Linked DNA regions of Homo sapiens: region 2 is linked to region 1. Evidence: read pairs that join two places in POLR2A ChIA-PET (ENCODE). Cell type or tissue: A673. All regions are shown on one strand. Each heading gives the region's core, and the rest is flanking DNA. Links, peaks and the distances in the headings are about the cores only.

Evidence for each region. ChIA-PET counts read pairs that join two places held together with the same protein. Peaks named below come from ENCODE experiments on the same cell type or tissue, not always from the same donor. Only the 100,000 strongest peaks of a DNase experiment are listed, where the experiment ranks them.
Region 2: POLR2A ChIA-PET joins it to region 1 with 6 read pairs; 3 of 35 experiments call an interaction of 5 or more read pairs at or near these places.

Annotation. Positions count from the first base shown.
Region 1 is chr12:16,108,047-16,117,838 of GRCh38, reverse strand. The region is part of intron 1 of LOC101928362 (a long non-coding RNA gene); the gene reads right to left. Among named protein-coding and RNA genes, the nearest start is that of SLC15A5, 160 kb to the left of the region's middle. In A673, for the core only: no CTCF peak of the experiment used is centred there; DNase peaks (open chromatin) are centred at 4,468, 5,038 and 5,438; H3K4me3 peaks cover 1,072 bases; H3K27ac peaks cover 3,032 bases.
Region 2 is chr12:16,190,860-16,200,651 of GRCh38, reverse strand. SLC15A5 (solute carrier family 15 member 5) reads left to right here. Exons shown (of 9, transcript NM_001170798.1): 8 at 6,199-6,307. LOC101928362 (a long non-coding RNA gene) reads right to left here. Exons shown (of 11, transcript XR_001749028.1): 2 at 1,007-1,147. Among named protein-coding and RNA genes, the nearest start is that of SLC15A5, 82 kb to the left of the region's middle. In A673, for the core only: no CTCF peak of the experiment used is centred there; no DNase peak of the experiment used is centred there.

The DNA.
Region 1 (9,792 bases), core at 875-8,874:
TATTCTAATAAAAATCATTGGATTTTAAAGCAAAAAAGTTTATTGAACATCCTAGAAAAAAAGGCAAGTGATTTATAAAGAAAAAATTAGGTTACCATCAGATGTTACAACAGCAGTACGTTATGACAGAAGAAAATAGAGTAGCCTAATTAATACACTCAATGTCTATAGGAAATATTTTTAAAGGACTTTTTCCCAGTAAAAGTGACTTTCAGATAGAAAGAACATAAACAAACTGTCATCAATATGCAGGAACTCAAGAAATATTATTCCCATGAGCCCTTACTGAGGAATACACTAGTAATGAGCTTCAGATAATCCAACTCACTAGAGAGACATAGACATAAGGACTGATGAGTAGGGCTAAATACAGTATGTAAAACATACAGTTACTATAGAACTAAGATCAAATGAGCTTTAATAAAAGGGGAAAGTATAGTATTAAAAGCTACATGTTTAGATAATATAGATATAGCACACCTATAACACTTAATGGGGAGAATGAGGAAAGTATATGCAAAAACAATTTAGTTATTTTCAGTAATTATATTGCCAGTGATCTATTAGTATTGTTTGGGTATGTAATATTAGAATTGGGTAAATGATTAATTATGCAATGTTCTGATTCTATGATCCCCTGTGTCCTTGGGAACTAAGATTTTGGTATGCAAGAAAGGAAATACAGATGCAATGCAGAAGTTAAAAAAAAAAAAAACTGTGCTCTGGAATTTAAATTAAAACTATCAGTGTGAACTCATGGAATAACTTTGTCCACTGAAGATGCTTAGAAACAACAACCATCTCTAGCAAAGAGGTTGTGGCTTTAAAGTAACATTTCCCCCCAAAACAACAACCAACTGTTCTTGAAGAAGTGGCTATTTCCATGTCTACGGTAAGAAATGTACGAGTTGCACCTGGAAAACCTTGTCATGCCAAATAGCAAAACAAAATTATCAGTCATGTTAAAAGAACTTGATGGCATGGTGGCTAACGCGCGTAATCTCAGCACTTTGGGAAGGCAAAGCGGGTGGGTCAGTTGAGGTCAGGAGTTCAAGACCAGCCTGGCCAACATGGCGAAATGCCATCTCTATTAAATATACAAAAATTAGCCAGGCATGGTGGCAGGTGCCTATAATCCCAGCTTCTCGGGAGACTGAGGCAGGAGAATCGCTTGAACACGGGAGGCAGAGGTTGCAGTGAGCTGAGATTGCACCACTGCACTCCAGCCTGGGCAACAGAGCAAGACTCCATCTCAAAGATAAATAAATAAACAAACTAACAAATAAATAAATAAAATAACTCGAAAGCCAACCTGAAGAAGCTCCCACTAGCCAAATGCAGGACAATTTAAGCTTCAGTGAAGATATCTAAGTGGATCGAATGGGGATTGAAATTTCATCTTTCAGAAGGGATCAACACGACTCTGAATCCAGCTGCCAATTTGTAGAAATACAGAGGACAAAGAAAAGTGTTAAAAGGAAAAACACAGGCTATAAGAAATTTTGCAGATCAAATCCCTCAGGTTCTTCAGTGAATATCCCTCAGGTTCTTCAATAAATAATTTGTGAGGAAAAGAAAGGGATAGAGGGAGGATCTGCAGATTTAAAAATATTTAGAAGTCCTAAAATTTGAAAAATAGGCAAGACAAAATTATAGTGGCTAGGGATACACAATTTTGATGAAACTATAAAGAACTGCCAAAAAATGCTTATTATAGAATTAGGATAGTGGTTACTTTGAAGTGAAAGAGAAGTGCTGAAACTGGAACGGGCTCCTTGGGTAGCCAGAAAAGTTCTATTTCTAAAGATGGGTAATTATTTCAACAAATGCCTCGCTCATTAATCTACACAGTTCCGTGTTATTTTTCTGTAACTATGTTTCATTTTACATAAATAGTAAACAAATACATGCTAAATAAATATTAGCTACACTTAAAATCAAACTGAAAATATTTTGTAATATTCTAACATAATAAGAAGTAGCTAAATGCTAGAAAACAGAGCTTCAAAATTAAGACATTCTAAGAAAATCTCTCTGATTCTCTGATTACCACTTTACATTTTTTGGAATACATGGGTGCCTAGCACTGAGCTTGAACCAAGGCCCAAACCCAGTTCTCCCTGGGATGTTTTAGCTTTTAGAAGAGCTCCCTCTTCTTTATTTAGAAATAATAAGTGACATAGAACATCGCTGGTCAGACTCCCCAGCACGCCAACTCTGGGACAGAGAGCTGCACGCATGAAGCTTATTGGGGAGTGCTCATGGGACCATCTGTGAGGAAGTGAAGGAAGACGGCTTACGCCAGTGAAAGAATGCAATTGCGATGCAGACAGACCTCAGACAGTCCCATGAAAGTCCTGGAGCTGGAATAAGTATTCAGAGTTGTCCCACCTTGAGGCAAGGAGCATGGGACTTTATTACACACAATTTGTTTGGGGCCCCAACAACCAGTCATAGATGAGGGCTGCTCTAGGGAAAGGAGTGTGAGCTACTTTGGGCCAAGTAGATCTCTTCCTTTGAGGGTAATTCCCAGACAGTCATTCAGGTCCATGCTGTCAACCACCTATTTCCCAGGTGTTTGGAATGAGTGCCTCCATCCTGAAGGAAGATCTAGACAGTGACCCACTACCAAGAGCAATTCAACCATTTTGCTTCTCTTCAGTCAATCTATGTGTCAAGCATACTTTGTCTCTAGAAGCTTGCATTTCACTTTGCTCTACCTTTTGAGCCTATGTTCTGAAGAAGAGTTTTGCTTCAAACTTTCAAAGAAATCTAGAAATTTGGCCTTTAAAATATTTTCTATGCATATCAAAATTCAATTTATGTGAAAAGCTGCAACACATTACTATTATCACAACATTGTTACTGATTCAATCAACACTTATTGAATGCAAAGCCTTAGGAACCCAGTGGTGAACAGAGTCCCCTTTTGACTAAAGTTTACTGTCTCCTGCTTATTCACTCCATGTTGTTCAATGCTGCATAATGATGACATTCTCATATGTTCTGAGTAATCCTTCATTCACTTCCATTCTGGGGATAAATGTTACAGATGATATTTATGCCATTCTTAAAAAATCAGTAACATTTCAAGATTTTTCTGTGACATTTCTTCTCTGTGCTAAATGGTTTCTTTAACTTGATATCTACTTGAGATTGCATCAGAAGAATGAGGCAGGGGCTTTAGATAGCAATTCAAGATGGACTTCCTGATGTCTTTGTAACAATCGGGTTTCATACTCTTGAGACAGTTGAAAAAAAAAATCATACTTCCTGTGTTTGCAATCATTCCACATCATTCACTTTTTTGCATAAATACATAGAACATGTGTTGGGATTTAATTCTCCAGGGGTGTTTTACATTTCTGCATGTTAAGACATAATGCTTGGACTGTGGAACATACTTCTCACTTTATAATGTTGATTATTATTGTTATTTTTATCATTCTTTAGCTTTTTTCTCATCATTGATTTACATGCTGGTGTCCTCCACACTATTAGGAACTGCTTCCGAGTAGGGGACCACATTTTATCCACCTTTTTGCCTCCAGGCATAGTGCAGTCCCTTGAACATGGAAGAGACTCAATAAGTGTGTTAAAATAAATTGAACTCGAGTACATCGAACTGTGCTGTGATTTACGCGTAATATTAAAACTTTGCCCTAGCAAATGTTAAAGCTGTTGTTTTGCATTTCTACAGAAGTTCAATAGAACTCTTGGAATTCAAAGTTCCAAATATAAATTTCACTGGCTTTAAATAATTGTTTAATAATAAAATCCAGTATTAAGTAAAATAAGATTTTCTTGTATAAATTGTTTCTACCTTTCGTAAAAGCAATCTGGCAATATTTATCAATTTTTTAATCTACTTGTATACAAGTTCATATGTAAGAACACATCCTAAATAAATAATCTTAAATATAAACAAATACGTAGCCAAAATGATGTTGAGTTTTTACTTTTATTTCTTTAATCCTTCCTGCAAACCTGGATAGTACAAGTTATCTTTACTCACTGCACTTCTGTAATTTAGGGAATATATTCTATATAGAAAAGGGGCTTCCAGTGTCCCTCAATTTTCCAAACTCAAAAAGAAACAAAACAAAACAAAATTTGAACCTTTAGCAAAAAGTTTGGCTACTTATTTAGGTTATTTATGGCTACTAATTGTTATCAGTACACAGAGATTTTAGGAATAGGTGTAGATTCTTGACAACTGTATAAATGAACACGTAAAGATGTAATTTTGACACGTGTTTTAACTTCACATCCTGATTTGGCCTTTGTGCCTGTTGGAAGACAACATTTGTTCTCTTTGATAAGCAGTAGAAATTTTATCAGATTTTGTAAAAATTAATGAAGTACAAGAAGTCAGAAACAAATGTTCTCTGATACCACTTTGCTAGAGCAAGATGACAGGAAAGCTGCAGGTTAAGGGCTCCCTAGGGAGTTTCTGAGCACTCATGAGGGAGAGTTGGAAGATCTGGAGACGGAGTGCACGAGCTGGGAATCCCCTCTTGGTGGACTATGGGTGTGCCCATAGTCCATAGGTAATTTCTTCTCTCTTCCAGCTGCCATCTAATTATAGAGTAGGGGATCCGCAAAGAGTCTCCTATGAGCTCTTGAAACAATTCTCCTTCCCCTGCTGGCCTATCTCGGTGAGTGCAAACAGGGCCGCCCCCAAACATCCTTGAACTTGAGGCAGGTTAAACTATGTAGCAGCTTCAGTTTCCCCCATCAGCACCACAAATACTTAACTCCAGGCCCAGTCTGTAGCAAAGACCATAGTTGCCACCTGTCTTAGTCTGTATTGCTATAAAGGAATACCCAAGGCTGGGTAATTTATAAAGAAAAGAGGTTTACTTGACTTACAATTCTGCAAGCTAAACCACAGCACCAGCATCTGCTTCTAATAAGGGCTTCAGGCTGTTTCCACTCATAGCAGAAGATAAAGGGGAGCCAGTGTGTGAGAGATCACATGACAAGAGAGGAAAGCAAGGGCAGGGGAGGTGCCAGATTCTTTTTAACAACCCACTGTCCCGGGAACAAACAGCAAGAGCTCACTTACTACCACGTGAACGGCACCAAGCCGTTCGTGAGGGATCCGCCTCCTGAGCCAAACACCTCCCACTAGACCCCATCTCCAACACTGGAGATCAAATTTCAACATGAGATTTGGAGGGGACAAATACTCAAACCATAAGCACTCCCTTCTTCACCCAGGACCTAGAGGCAAGGCCTGACCACTATGAAAGTAAGGATGGTATTAATGCATGGCTTTGAAGTCATTAGCTATATTCAGAATAAGAGGACTATGGAAGAAGACCATCCTTAGTCTCATTTAATAATAGTAAATTGATCCAAATTCAAAAATAGCTTCCTGTTGCAGAGAAGTAAAATTCTTGTAAAGGATTTATTTCAAAGCAGTGCTAATTAATCCCTGGAGCTAGACAAGGGTGTCGTTTCACGCTGTTCCTGAGAAAAAGCCTCTCTCAGGGCACCAGCATTTCCCTCCCAGCCTCTCAGGCTCCAGGGGGCCGGCACAGCTGCACTCTGGCCACCACCCCTGGGCAGAACCTGCAGAAGCTTCCTTTCTGTTCCTCTCAAGTAGCTTAGCAGACACTCCCAAAATGGATAAAAATGTAAGCAGACACAGGATAGGATGTAGGGAGAAGAGCTCAGGAATTCCAGAACTTTACGAAACTGAAAAATTGTATGGGCTCTGAATAAAGTGCATATATATATATACACACACATATATATACATAAAGTACATACATATATATATATATATATATATATATATATATATATATGCGCATAACTTCAATTCTCCTTTCTCTTTATCTCATGGGATGAGGGGAAGAGGTTCCATAGTTACCAAAGGAACAAAATTTCAGAATCATAGCCTTGGGGCAAGTGTCCAAATTTCCCTGGTGTTTCACAATATTGAAGTAGAGAGGCCACTTGTAGCTGTAGAGGTATTAAACTGGGCCAGCCACAGTAGCTCACGCCTGTAATCCCAGCACTGTCTCTGATTTGACCAGGAATTTGAGACCAGCCTAGGCAACATACTGAGACCTCGTCTTTATATTTTTTTAAAAAAATTAATCAATGTATTAGTCCGTTTACACACTGCTGATAAAGACATACCTGAGACGGGGAAGAAAAAGAGGTTTAATTGGACTTACAGTTCCACATGGCTGGGAGGTCTCAGAATCATGGCGGGAGGCAAAAGCAACTTCTTATATGGCAGTGTCAAGAGAAAAATGGGGAAGAAACAAAAGTGGAAACCCCTGATAAACTCATCAGATCTCGTGAGACTTATTCACTATCACGAGAATAGCATGAGAAAGACAGGCGAGAGAATTGCCTCCCCTTGGGTCCCTCCTACAACACGTGGAAATTCTGGGAGATACAATTCAAGTTGAGATTTGTATGGGGACACAGCCAAACCATATCAATCAACAAATAATTTTTTTAAATAAAAGATAAAGAAATATTAAACTGCACTTTGGCCAAGTCCTCTTTAGGGGAGGAGAAAGACGAATCCATCAGCATCACTATTTGGGAAAAAAGAGAATATGATGGAGCCTTAGGAAGACAAAACATCAATTTATGCAACCATTATCATTTACAAATTAGGAAAAGAGGAAGTAGCCATGGAGTGATATTTTGAAAGCTGAATAAATGCCAAGATGAGGAAGAGCATTTGGGAACAGAGAATTGCATGAGGGAAAGAGGAGCAGGGCAAGTGAGCCAGCAGAGTTCGGGAAAGCTGTAGCATGGATATCAATTAATGAAGATAGCTGAGAATACGTCTGGAGAGACAAGCAGGGGTCATACCAAAGTCTCAACTTGATGTCTTGGGCAGTGGGGACTCAGGCCATCAACTCAACTGTGTTCTGAGATGTAACTAGTAGTTACAGGACACTAAAGGTAGAGAAACATAATGTACTGCAGTCAAGCTAAAGACAGCCATATCCCTGGAAGGGAGGATGTGGAAACCCACCTCTTCACTGCCCTAGGCCAAGCCTTGTGCCTAGAGGCTCCAGTCCCACTGCTGACATTTATTCACTGTGTGAGCAAGTTAGCTAATCTCTCTGGAATTCCTTTTTTAATTCCTTTATGGTGGTGGATATTTATACCTGTTTTGCAGGGTTGCTGTAACAATTAAGTGAGTTAATAATATAGGTAAAATCGTATATAATATAATATAATATAATATAATATAATATAATATAATATCTGGCATGTAAATACTCAGTGAATGCGATTTTATTTTATCTTCTCCTTTATTCCTTATTTTTATGTGACCATAACCCTACTGTAATGAATTTCTATCCCTTTCACCTGTTCAAGTCTAACTTGATTTGTTTATTCGCTTATTCATTAGTCTATTCATTCAGTGATGGTTATTAAGTGCTTGTCATGTACCAGGAAATACGGTAGGGGTTGAAGATGAATATGGCAGTGCCTACTCTATTGGAAAAGGGAAATAAATAACTACACAAAGGCAATGTAAAAACTATATGAAATCTCTCTTCACCGCTCCAGTTGTAAGTGATCAATCATCTGTCTGATTTTTTATGCCACTTTCATCACTTATGGCAAAATTACCTTGAAATGTAGTTAACTTTTCAAGTGACTGTGACTCTTTTCCCCAACCAGATGTAAGTTCCGTAAGGAAGGGCACTATAGCTCATCATTGGTGTAATTTCCTCGGTGCCCTGATCATGAGAATTCCATAAATACATGTTAGCGATTGTGATAAGATGAAGAGGCAGGACCTTATTCACTCACACAGTTATGCAGACGAATTCCTCTCATTAACATGCTAACATTTTGCTCCCCATTTTGTGACTTACCGTGGTATCAATGTCAAAGAAAACAAGGCAAGCATTATAAGTTAACGTCCATAAGACTAATGTGTCCTTGTCCATTCTCTGCAAATAATCATATTCCTAAACTTCAACACTTCTAAGGTCTTCATTCTCATCCCTACCCCACTTATAGTCTGTGGATGGGTGACCTAGCTTTTTCTTTCACATAAAAAGTAAAATGTACTGAATGAACATTCCTCAGATTTTTCGTCTCCTGTCCCTCACCTACACACCCATTTATATCCCCATCTACATTTCTTCTTCCCCATCCTGTCTTCATTCTTGCTTAGCATTAGGCACATCAACTCTCCTCTGAATTTGATTTTTTCTCAAATTCAGATGAAACTTAATTCTTCACTTACTTTTCCCTGTTGCAAGCCCAATATATTTTTTAAGCCTTTATCTGATGGCTACTTCCTTGGAGCAAATAAGCATGTTCAAGTGTCTCCAATTAATTAAAAAGTAAGAAAGACGATGGAGGAGGGGAAGGAAGATGAAGATAAAAACCATTCTTTGACTGATTCCCCTCCACTACCTTATCTCTTCTCTCTATTCATAGCCAACCTTAGTTTGGGTGTAGGTGCATTTTTAATGACTTTCCTCAAATTACAAAATGACTACAGTCCCAATCAGAAGTCTTAGAAAACATATTTCACAAACATTTTTTATGTCTGTATATTTTCTTCAACATAATTTTAAGGGTTGTATATTTTTTTCATGACTGAATCCTAAATTGCTTAACCAATGCCTTACAGTTGCACATCAAAGTTTCCAGTTTTTTCTTATAAACAATTCTATGATGAGTTATCTGTAGATGTACTTCTTTTTACATATCTGTGATAATTTACTTAGTAACAAAATGCAATTTCTTGGCCAGAGACCACATTTTGGAGGAGTTTAATGTATTCACAGCTAACCTGCCTTGAAAGAGTTCACTTAATATCTATCCTTCTTCTCCCGATGTTCTCTCTTCAGCCCACTGAGGTTACATGGCAGTGGCAAGAGAAAAATGAGGAAGAAGCAAAGTGGAAACCCCTGAAAAACTCTTCAGATCTCGTGAGACTTATTCACTATTGTGAGAATAGCATGGAAAAGACTGGGGAAAGAATTTCCTCCCCCTGGATACCTTCCACAACACGTGACATCGCTAAATCTCTTTGAATTGCCCTCCAAGTGTCCAATTTTTAGAGTGGACTCACTAATCCCTAAAGCATTTGGAACTCACTAACCAAAAAGCATTTGGCACCAGTGACAATCCTTTCCCATCGCCATGAAATGTTCTCCCCTCTTGTTTTCTGTCACATCACTGACCTTTGTTTTCTTTCTTGACTTTCTGTGCCTCCACCTCCCAAGTCAGTCTTTTCCATATTCATTGTGCCACCCATTAAAGTTGTTATACTGTGCTTGACCTTCTTTACAGTGTATTTGATCTTCCTGGGCAATCCCATCAACCAAAATATTAAACTACCACCTAGAAACAGATAATTCCAAAATCTCAACTTTCAGTCTAGAAATTTGTCTCCTTAGCTGGACATTGTCTTCAAACTCAGTATTTCTAAAACGGAACTCGTTATTTTCCACCCAAATTTTTCCTTTGCCTGCATTTTATATTTCAGTTATGATGGCTCTATGATAGTACCTAGTTGTCTCCACTTCTGGTTATTTATCAAGGTCTACTCCTGTTCTCCTAGAGTTCTCCTTTCCTCTAAATGTGAATGAACTGTGATACATCCATTATACAGCACATTATATTTTGAACAATGATCAGCCTTCCATATTTTTCTGTAACCTATTGTTCTTTGCTCTCTATGTCATGTCCACACTGGGAACTAGGTCTGTGTCCACAGCAGACAGGACAATAATTATTTTGGTTACAAGGAGAGATATAAATTAATAACTTGCTTGTTTA
Region 2 (9,792 bases), core at 1,165-9,164, 83 kb before region 1:
AGTTAGATGTCCAAGAGGCATATCTTCAATTTCTTGGAGGTTTGGTTTATTTCTAATGTTATTGAAACTTCTGTAAGAGGGTGAAATATTCTTTCTTCATACTAAACAATGTTGTGATCTTTATTAAACACTTGTCAATCACATTAATTTAATTCTCTACATCTCTTCTTTGACAATTTGATCAAAAACTGGCAAGAGTGTGTTATAGTCATTGATAAGAATTACGTATATATCATTTTTTCCAAAAGACAACAGATTTTTTTATGATTTCATTACTTAAGGGAAATCCACTGGCATATCTTCAATTTGAATTGTGTTTTTTATCAATATAAAAAAATTTTCAATGTCCCTTTAAAATAGTTTTTCCTTTGAATTCAACTTTGCTGAGATTAGTACTTTCCAGTATTTTTTGTCTTTGTCTTATGAGTTTCTCATTCATTATTATATTATTATTAATAATATTATTATTATTTTAAGCTTTGTCATTCTGTGTTCAGGGTGTTTCCTGTAAGCAACATTTATAACATGTATCGTAGTCACTTTTCCTTACCCATATTGACCCTTTTTCTGTTTACTCATGCTCAAAAGAAGAGATTTGCTGAGAGTAGTGTTTACTAACTGAGAGTGTATGTGGATATTTTTGCTAAAGTCTACAGTTAAAGTGACCCATTAAGCCCAAGACTGCTAGGCTACAATGAGAACTTTACAGCATTTTTAGGTTTTCTAACACTCTGACTAGATAGAGTGATTATAGACCACAGTGTCAAGCATACATGGCTATCTGGCACCCCCCAGAACTCATACTCACCTATAATGTTTTATTTTTGGTCAGGCAGGTTGCACTGCATCCAATACTTCTTGGATGACTATGTCTTATTCCCATTACTTCTTTTATTATTTTAAAAAATTTTTTATTGATACATACTAGGTGTACTTGTTTTCAAGATACGTGTGATCATTTGATAAATTTATATAGTCAAATCAAGGTAATTTGTATATCTATTACCTTAAATATCTGTTCCCATTTCTTCTTGTCCTGTGATTCCATGGGAGTTGCACTCCCTGATGTAGTTTAGAAGCAGAGGTACTTGGTTCTGAGTAGTGATACGGAAGGATGAATGGGAGGGTTCCTTTCTCTTTTCTCCTCCTTCCAAAAGAAAAATAAACAGTAATTATGCATTAAAGCAAAAGCTATTACTATTTTCTCTAGAACTGACCTTGATTTCTGTGGTGAGGGTCTGTTCTGATCATCTCTTATTCACCACATTGGTGACCTGGGGGTGTCTCTTACTCTAAATAGTATGAGATTATGGAAAACATGCATCCTTTTTTTTTTTTTTTTTTTTTGAGACAGTCTACACATGAGACTGACAGCAGTTTATTAGTCACATACACTCACAGCCTGGGAAAGGAAAATACCCTGATATGTGCAGGGTCACCTGGGGTTGCACTCAGGCATACAGTGAACAAGCAGGGTCTGTGGGGGGCAGGCTTTGTAGTAACAAAGGGCTGTGGTGACAGGCTGGTTCCTGTCGGCTAAATGTGATTGGTTGCTTTGAATAATGTTGAGAGCTAGCAGGGAAGTGAAACGTCTTAGGTTGAGACCCGGGTGGAGTGCAGCTGGCCTGGCTAATAGGGGAACTAGCCAGGTGGGGAGCTCTTCCCTCTGGGTGAGGAGCATTATCTAATGAAAGCAGGGGAACATGTGGTTAGACCTTTGGGGCCTGTGAGGCTCAAAGGCATCAAGGCAGCAAATGAAATTTTGAGCCTTACAACGTAGGGCATTAGATAGAAGAGAAATAAACTGTATTTTTCTTTCATATTAGCAAATTTGTGTAGTTTATAGTGTTATAGCATGTGTGTATCACGATATATGTTTCTCAATCCAGTTTCAAAAGCTTTAAATTTAGTGTAAATTGCTCTAAGAATCTCACAGTAGGTTGAATGCCAGTCTCAGGACCAGAGTAGAAATGTCGTCCTTAGGTATTTTAGAAAGAATTTGAGGTAAGTGATTTCAAAGACTGAAATCCAGACATTTTAAAACTGTTGAGAAGATGTTAAAGAAAGTCATAAAAGTGGTAGTTGCATTAAACACCAAGAGGTGGACTACAGCAGTGCATTTGATATAACAGCAGGAAGATGAGGGTTCTGCTGAGTGATGTTTCACTTGACCTCTCTGTTCCTTCACTCATTAATATATAAAATAAAGAGTGAGTCTAGATGATTCTACAATCCTTTGTCTCTAAAATGACTGTGATAATTTCGGATAAATAGAAACATTTTATTTAGTGTCTACAAGGCCTAATGCTCCAGAATAATTACACTTTGCCTGTCCCCTACTAATTTATGAATTCCTTTTCTTAAGCAGCATGGAATGCACATTTTCTGGTACACAAAAAAATTCTAAAAAATGACTTTCAAATGAACAAATACATCTAGCTAAGCAAGAGATATTTGGAGGAATTCTGAACAATGCTAAATATTTTGAGTCCTTTACTACTTCAGCAGTTGAACACTATTACTAACTAGCTGGTTATATTATGAAAGTATTAACTAGGGTGCACTGTGGGCATTACGAATGGCAGGGAATGAATGACCCATCAGACTCTATGTGGCACACTGTTTCTCATGCTCCTGTTCAGCTATCCTGCGATCTGGAGAAGTTTAGTTAGCCTCATTCTAGACCTCAAGTCTTCACTATGTCTCCTTTGCAAGGATGCTCCTGATTTCAATCAGCTACTGGAAATGTCAGATGAAAAATGGCACAAATGTGAATTACGACAATAAAAGTTTATAAGCTACTAAAATAAAGTTATAGTACCTAAGAGCGGAGTCAACTGACAATGTTAAACGGAACATTTTACAACCAGTCCTGGGACAATGATAAAAAAAAAAAAAAGGCATACAGAACATGAAGAAGTATCTTATAGGAGACAGACCCAAGATCAAGCTCAGGCTACATGATGGTGTGTGAGCTACCTGGAAAGGGGGCAGGAGGAGGTGATAATCTAAGGTTTGTGGAGTGCCTCCTCTGTGTCCGGCCCTTGACAACCATTATCTCTTTAACTTCTCATGACAACTCAGTAAGGGAGATTCTGTTATCATCATTTCATAGAAGAGAAACTGAGGCTTAAGTGGTCCAGTTATTTGCCCAACGACTACACTGTTAAGGCAAGATTCAACTTTAAAAGTCTACCTGACTAAAGCCCATGCCCTTTCTATATCTTTTTATACCCAATTCTGTCTCTTCACATAGACAGATCATCTCCATATAAATAAAGTAAACTTTAGGTGTCCTGAAGAATCTTTCTGTCTGACTTGATACAAGTGTTTGTCCCATGCTATCAATTCAGGCGATGCTTCTCTTTACCATGTAAATCAGCTATACAGAGAATGTTAAATGAATCTAAATATGGAAAAAATGTGGGACTAGAATGAAGATGAGCATTAGAAAGAAAGCCACATGCTAAAAATGATATTTAAGAATGAATACAGGAGCATTATAGAAAGTTTGAATACGTAATATGGCAATCTTCGGTTTGGGGTTTTCTTTTCTTTTTTTTTTTAAGATAATCCCACTCACAAAATGTTTTGTCCATATCCACAGATTTATACTATCTTTCTCTAACTTTTCTAGTACAAATGTCCTTCTCTCCTGTCACCCACAAACTCCCAAATACCAAGTCATAGTACTTGTCATTTCTGTTTTCCACAGCATCCCCAGTGATGAGAGTGCTCTGGTGTGCCCAGGGGGATCTAGTAGTATCTCCCAAAAGGCTGGTATTTGCCATAATGAAACAATTTCTTTAAAATATTATGTTTTACCTTTAAAGATCTTAGTGAATTTATATTCTTCTTCCTCATCTGACTCTCTTATAATATAGTCTTTTCAATTACTTATTATGGACCAGAATTCATGCTCCAAGAAGAATTAATGTCATGTTAATTCTGAAGCTTCACATACTCTGTGCAAACTCCTCTTACACTAGTCAGAGAAACATGGTGATAAAAAGGTATAATCGCATGACATGCAAAGTGCTGATGTGAAATGAAAAGGACAGAAATACAATTGGGATATTAATTCAAGAGGGGAAAAAATAGCACTGTTTGAATAGGCTTAGAAGGATGGTTTAGTTCTTCCTGAAAATAAGTAGGATGTTATTGCACCTTATCTTGACCTCCACCTCAACTCTCCCCACTCAAGTACAATCAAATGTTTAGTTCCTGTGTGCACACATGCACGGGCACACACACACACATGCACACACACAAAAGCACACATATACACATCAAAAAGGCTACACAATATCCAATAGACAAGACTTATAGAGAAACATTCAGTGAACTTCATTTACTCATCTAAACACCAGATACAGGCATCATGTAACTGTAGCAATAAAACCATAAATTTTCATTATAATAGAACCCAAATAAAATGGTAAAGTGGAACCACAAAATAGGTATAGTAATACTTATTTATACCTATCATAATACCTATTTTGGTATTATTTTGCCAAATAATCCCTATTTGTCAGGCACTGATCTAAATACTGAAAATATAAGGATAAATAAGACACACACAGCTACTGCAAATTAATAGCATAATCAGGATTACCTTTACAACCCAGTTCTTTTGACAAAATAATACCTATTTTGTAAGTTGCACTTTACCGTTTTATTTATTTGTGCTATAATTTATTTAGGCTAGCTTTCAGATATAGGTCCAAGAATATAATAGACACAGCTAATTTTCATTGCTGATCCATAGTAATAGTCATTGAGTAGGTAAAAGACAGAAGACAAACAGCTTTAAATGGGAAGTGGCACAATTAATCACAATTGTCATACTTATGCACTTGCTGACTATGATCAGAATATTTAAGTTAAATCCCATTTATAAGTATGCATTGTCAAGGGAGAGGCCAAGAACCACTTTCTACTGCAGGAAACAACCCTACAACCCATGTGCCAAAGATGGTACTGAAGCCCAGTCCTATTGGGTCAACAGACTGATTGCTCTGGTCCCACACCCTCTTCACCTTCCATTGTAGGAGTTGTTCCTATAAAAAGGCAAGGAAATGATGAAACCTTGTCATTGGTGTCTTCAAAGATGATAATTTCATGTTCTCATAATGCATAACAGTAAAAAAATTCAACTCATTCAGAGCTAGCTACAGTTAAATTAAATTCTCTCTGTTAAGTTAGATTTTTCCCTTTTAAGCATTCTGTAGTGCAATGTAAATACATTTGGTAATACTAGTTCTCCTTGCTGTTTTTAAAGTATTGCCTAAAATTAAGTATCACATATACAATATTCATAAAATAGTGCATTATATTTTATATATTAAACAATACCCCAAAATTTACTGAAGAAATAAAAAGTATGTACGTGGATAGAGATAGAGACAGAGGCAGAGGCAGGGACAGAGACAGAGGCAGAGACAGAGATAGAGATAGAGTTATAGCACAGCTCCAAAGCAAAAGTCAAAACTTAGAAGCAAATTAAAGTAATTACCTTGAACCTTGAATAGTTTCATATATACCCAGTATGACATCATAATGAAGTACAGATCCTTTATTTGGTGGTATCAAATTGAAGAATTTACTTATTAGGTGAAAAGAAAATCTCCATGTTAGCCAGAGATTGCAAGTAATTTGACCAATGAGGTCTGTGATATTATCATAAGGTAGCCCTGGATTTATCAAAGTTGTGAAAATAATCTAACATCTATCACCTATATACATCATCTCACTATCCTTACAATTAGCATATGAAACAGACTCTCTGGTCATAGAAAATACTTTTCATTCATTCACTATATATTTGCCAAATAATCCCCACATGCCAGGCACTGTTCTAAATACTACAAATATAAGGATAAATAAGATACACACATGGCTCCTGCAAGTTAATGGAATAGTCAGGATTACCTTTACAACCCAGTTCTTCTGACACCTATATTTGTGCGATGCAAATTAAGAGTGTTTTGTGACCTTCAAAATATTTGGGGTGCTTTGCTTATCATTTTACTATTAATTACAGAATTAAATAAATTTTGACAATCAAGTTTCAGATGAGCTTTTTTGCTTTGTGGATATTACTGAAGCGAACAAAGCTCTATGAATTGTGGAATGATAAAATATTCACAGAAACTTACAACTCTGCAGTTGAATAACAATTACATTTGTTCCAAACAGGCAATTGGTTTCCAAACACATTAAACAAAGGCAATTTAGAAAGCTTCTTCTTCTTCCTGGCATCATTAACATTGTTGAACGTCCTGGGATTCTGCAGTGTTTCACAAAGGTAAGTAAGTGTGTGGTAAGATGAAAAATTTCTGAGTCCATGAAATATTGGTCTGGGAACCATCACTGAGCCAGGGAATTCTGTACACCATGACTGGACAAATTAGAATATTAGAGCAATTCAACAGATTATTCAGGGTAAGAAATTTCAATTTGGAACTTCACTTTTTCCATCAATCCTTATAATAAAATAGTACTTTACAAATTCTAAAACATATCCTAACACAAGATTTTTTTCCCCACTATGTAGCATCACTTTAGAATTAGAAATAAGCTTATCGATAATAAGAACGAGTGAATCATTACCACTAAAAGCAAATACCATTAAACAAATAGCTAGAAATCTAATGATGCTTGAGATTTGGATCCTATTCAGGCTTTTAAATCAGCAGTGACCATTTCAAGGTCAATTTAAAAAAAACTACAAAATCCCTTAGCTTGTCACCTGAGAGTGGCTTAATATGTACCAGCTACCATCCATCCACCCATCCATTGCCAGCCTCTCTCTCTCTCTCTCTCTCTCTCTCTCTCTCTCTCTCTCTCTCTCTCTCTCTCTCTCTCTCTCCCCTTGACATATTCTTGGACAGCTGTGTACTTTTGAGAAAATTCTCTAACCTCTCTGGGCCTCTGTTTTTACACATGTAAAATAAAAAACCTCTTGTGGGTTTTACGGGGACGAATATTGATAAAGTGCTAATCACAATGTCTGTCACGAAGCAGAAACTAAGCAGATTTTCATTTTCCTCACTTCCTTCCATCCATTTATCTCTTTAGTCATTTAGTCATATATTATCTCATCCATTGTCACTTCACCTTTGCCTAGGTCATTATTTTATTAACCTAACAAATCTCTTTTTGAACATCAGCCATGTGATAGGTGGTGTCATAAACCAGAAAGATGTCAAAGTCAGTATGTCAATAAAGGTTTATTTTCACCAGTGTTCTGCTCTCATTGGGCTTATGGTCCAGCATAAGAAAGAATCAAACCTCATGCAAGGCAGAATTGAAAACAAAATTAAAAGCCTTAATAGCTCCCTGAATTTTTACATTTCTTACACTCCAAAGTGTATAAATTATCAAACTGATCCTTCACAGTATATACTTTTCCTAAATGCTGATCTCATTCTTAGATTGAAAATCAAATTAGAGAACCAGAAAGTTTTGCAGAAAGGTCCAACAGGAATGTTCTCAGCATTGTAGCAAAACAGATTTCACATGGCCTCATTCCCCTCCATCTACTGCCTCCAGACACATAAGTGGTGCTCACCCAGCAATTCTCAAAAACCTGCACCATCTCTCAATTTTTATTTTGTATCCTATGGTAAGGTTTGATCCTTGTCTTTCATAAAATAATTTAGTCACCCAAGTTGAGTCCAGTTTCACAATTTACATGCTATACAAACTTCAGCAAGCTGTTTAACCTTGCTAAACCTCAGTTACTTCATTTGAAAAATGGAAATGATAAAAATAGTAACTGTATCATAAGGCTTTTGTGAGGATGAGTAAATGCTCTGAAGTGTTAGCAATTGTAATTATAATGGTCTTATGCCTAGCCATATGCTCTCTTCTTCCTCCTTTTTATTCTTCTCCTAGACTTACATTGAGGTGTGGCCAAGATGACCGCAGTCATGCACAGAGTTCAGGTAGAAATGGCACTGGACCCAGAATCTATTAGCCCAGGGATTTACTCATTAATATATACACTCAACCAACATGCTAAGCATTGTTCCAGGCAATAGAGAAATAGAGTTGAACAGGCAAACTTGTAGTCTACATGGAGCTAACATCTAGGGCCCAAATTAAAATATTCAAGTGTGATTCCTTCTCTCTGATTGTGGAACTAGTGAGTTCCTGTAAAGAAGTGAGAAATAGTGGCGTGGAGTGCAGAGGAGGAGGTAAGAATAAAAATATACAACACACCAGAGATTGGAGGAACCAAAGATGAGAAGTGACTAAGTAAAAATGTAAAGTTCATTCAGAAATGAATCTGATTCTTACCAAATCTTCTCCATCTCCTATCTACTTTCTCTTCTCCTGCATACTTTCTTAGGGAGGGAATAAAGATAGAGAGAGAGGAAGAAACAAAGCAAGAAGGAAAGAAATTAATTTTCTATGTGTTGAGCAGCCTGTGTTTCTTGGGTGGCATGCTATACACACACAAACAACTGCACTTACTCCCCACCACCTTCTTGGCATATAGATCTTCTCATTCTACATTATAAATCAAAAAACTAAAGTGCAAAGCTAGTTAAATAAACTGACCAAGTTCACACAACTAGGATTCAACCCCAAATTTGTCTCTGAAGCCCATGCTTCTACACTTCTATACTATGCTGCCTCCAGGTGCCATAGAAGAGCTGCCTTCTTGCTCTCTGACAATTCCTAACTTGGTTTGGGAGAAAACTATTTCCTTCAGTTAAAATAACTCTACCCACTACCACCTGTTGACGAGCACCCCACAGGAAAAGAATGGATGTCACATGTCAGAAGTAAGGAGATTCTGGAAAATTTGCCTCCAGAGATTAAGCAGCTAGAACCAATGACATCAATGCCAAAGCACATGCTGCCTTGGGGACCTATTGGCCATTGGGATTGGACAGGCCAAGTCAGAAGAGTTAAGCAAGACACAGTATGAAACCTGAGAGAGAAAGACCAGTGTCTGCAGTGAGGAGCGCATGATTCCGATTTTTTTCTATACTGATTATTTTTGTCAAACACTAATGAACAATAAGCATGCAAAGAAATGGGGAAAAGTACCGATGTCCCAGGGACAGCATTATTGAAACACATTACTTACAAGTCAAATCATATTTAATCTCAGCACATATGCAATCACAATCCCATTTTTTATCAAACCCAAAGGTGTATCTGTTCACAGCCAGGTAATAGTGGCAAATCTATCAAGAACAAGGCAGTCCCAACTTATTCTTGTCCTCAAGATCTTGAGGACAGTGTATTAATTATGAAACAACATCCTCACCAAAATACAGGTAGGATGAGGTCTGTTTTAGCACCCTAGACACCCCCACAGCCAAGTTCATATTAGTCTGATACAATCTTATTGTTAAGTCCTAGAACCAAACCAATCTTGTGAGGGTTACTGGGACATTATCTCAAATCCCCAGCTGCATAAAGCTAGGAATTATCCATAAATATAAGGCCAGACTTACCTGTCACATGTACCACATCAAAGAAACTGAAAACAACCCCTCCACAATCAAATTTGAAATACTGCATTAGTGACATGTCATACTCGAGGCTTTCCAGTTTAGGGGTGAAGGAAGTAGGTAGATGAAAGTAAATATGTCTACAGTGCTTTATATAAATATGTATTCTATCCCACATTTGGTGCTAAAATAAAAAGAAATTTCAGGTGTTTTGAGAGGGAGTGGGCAGAGAGTGTTTGTTTTTATAACTAACACCACTGTCCTTCCAGTGTTGTGAAACACATGTTATAAAGTTGATATTGCACTTGTTTTGTCAAAT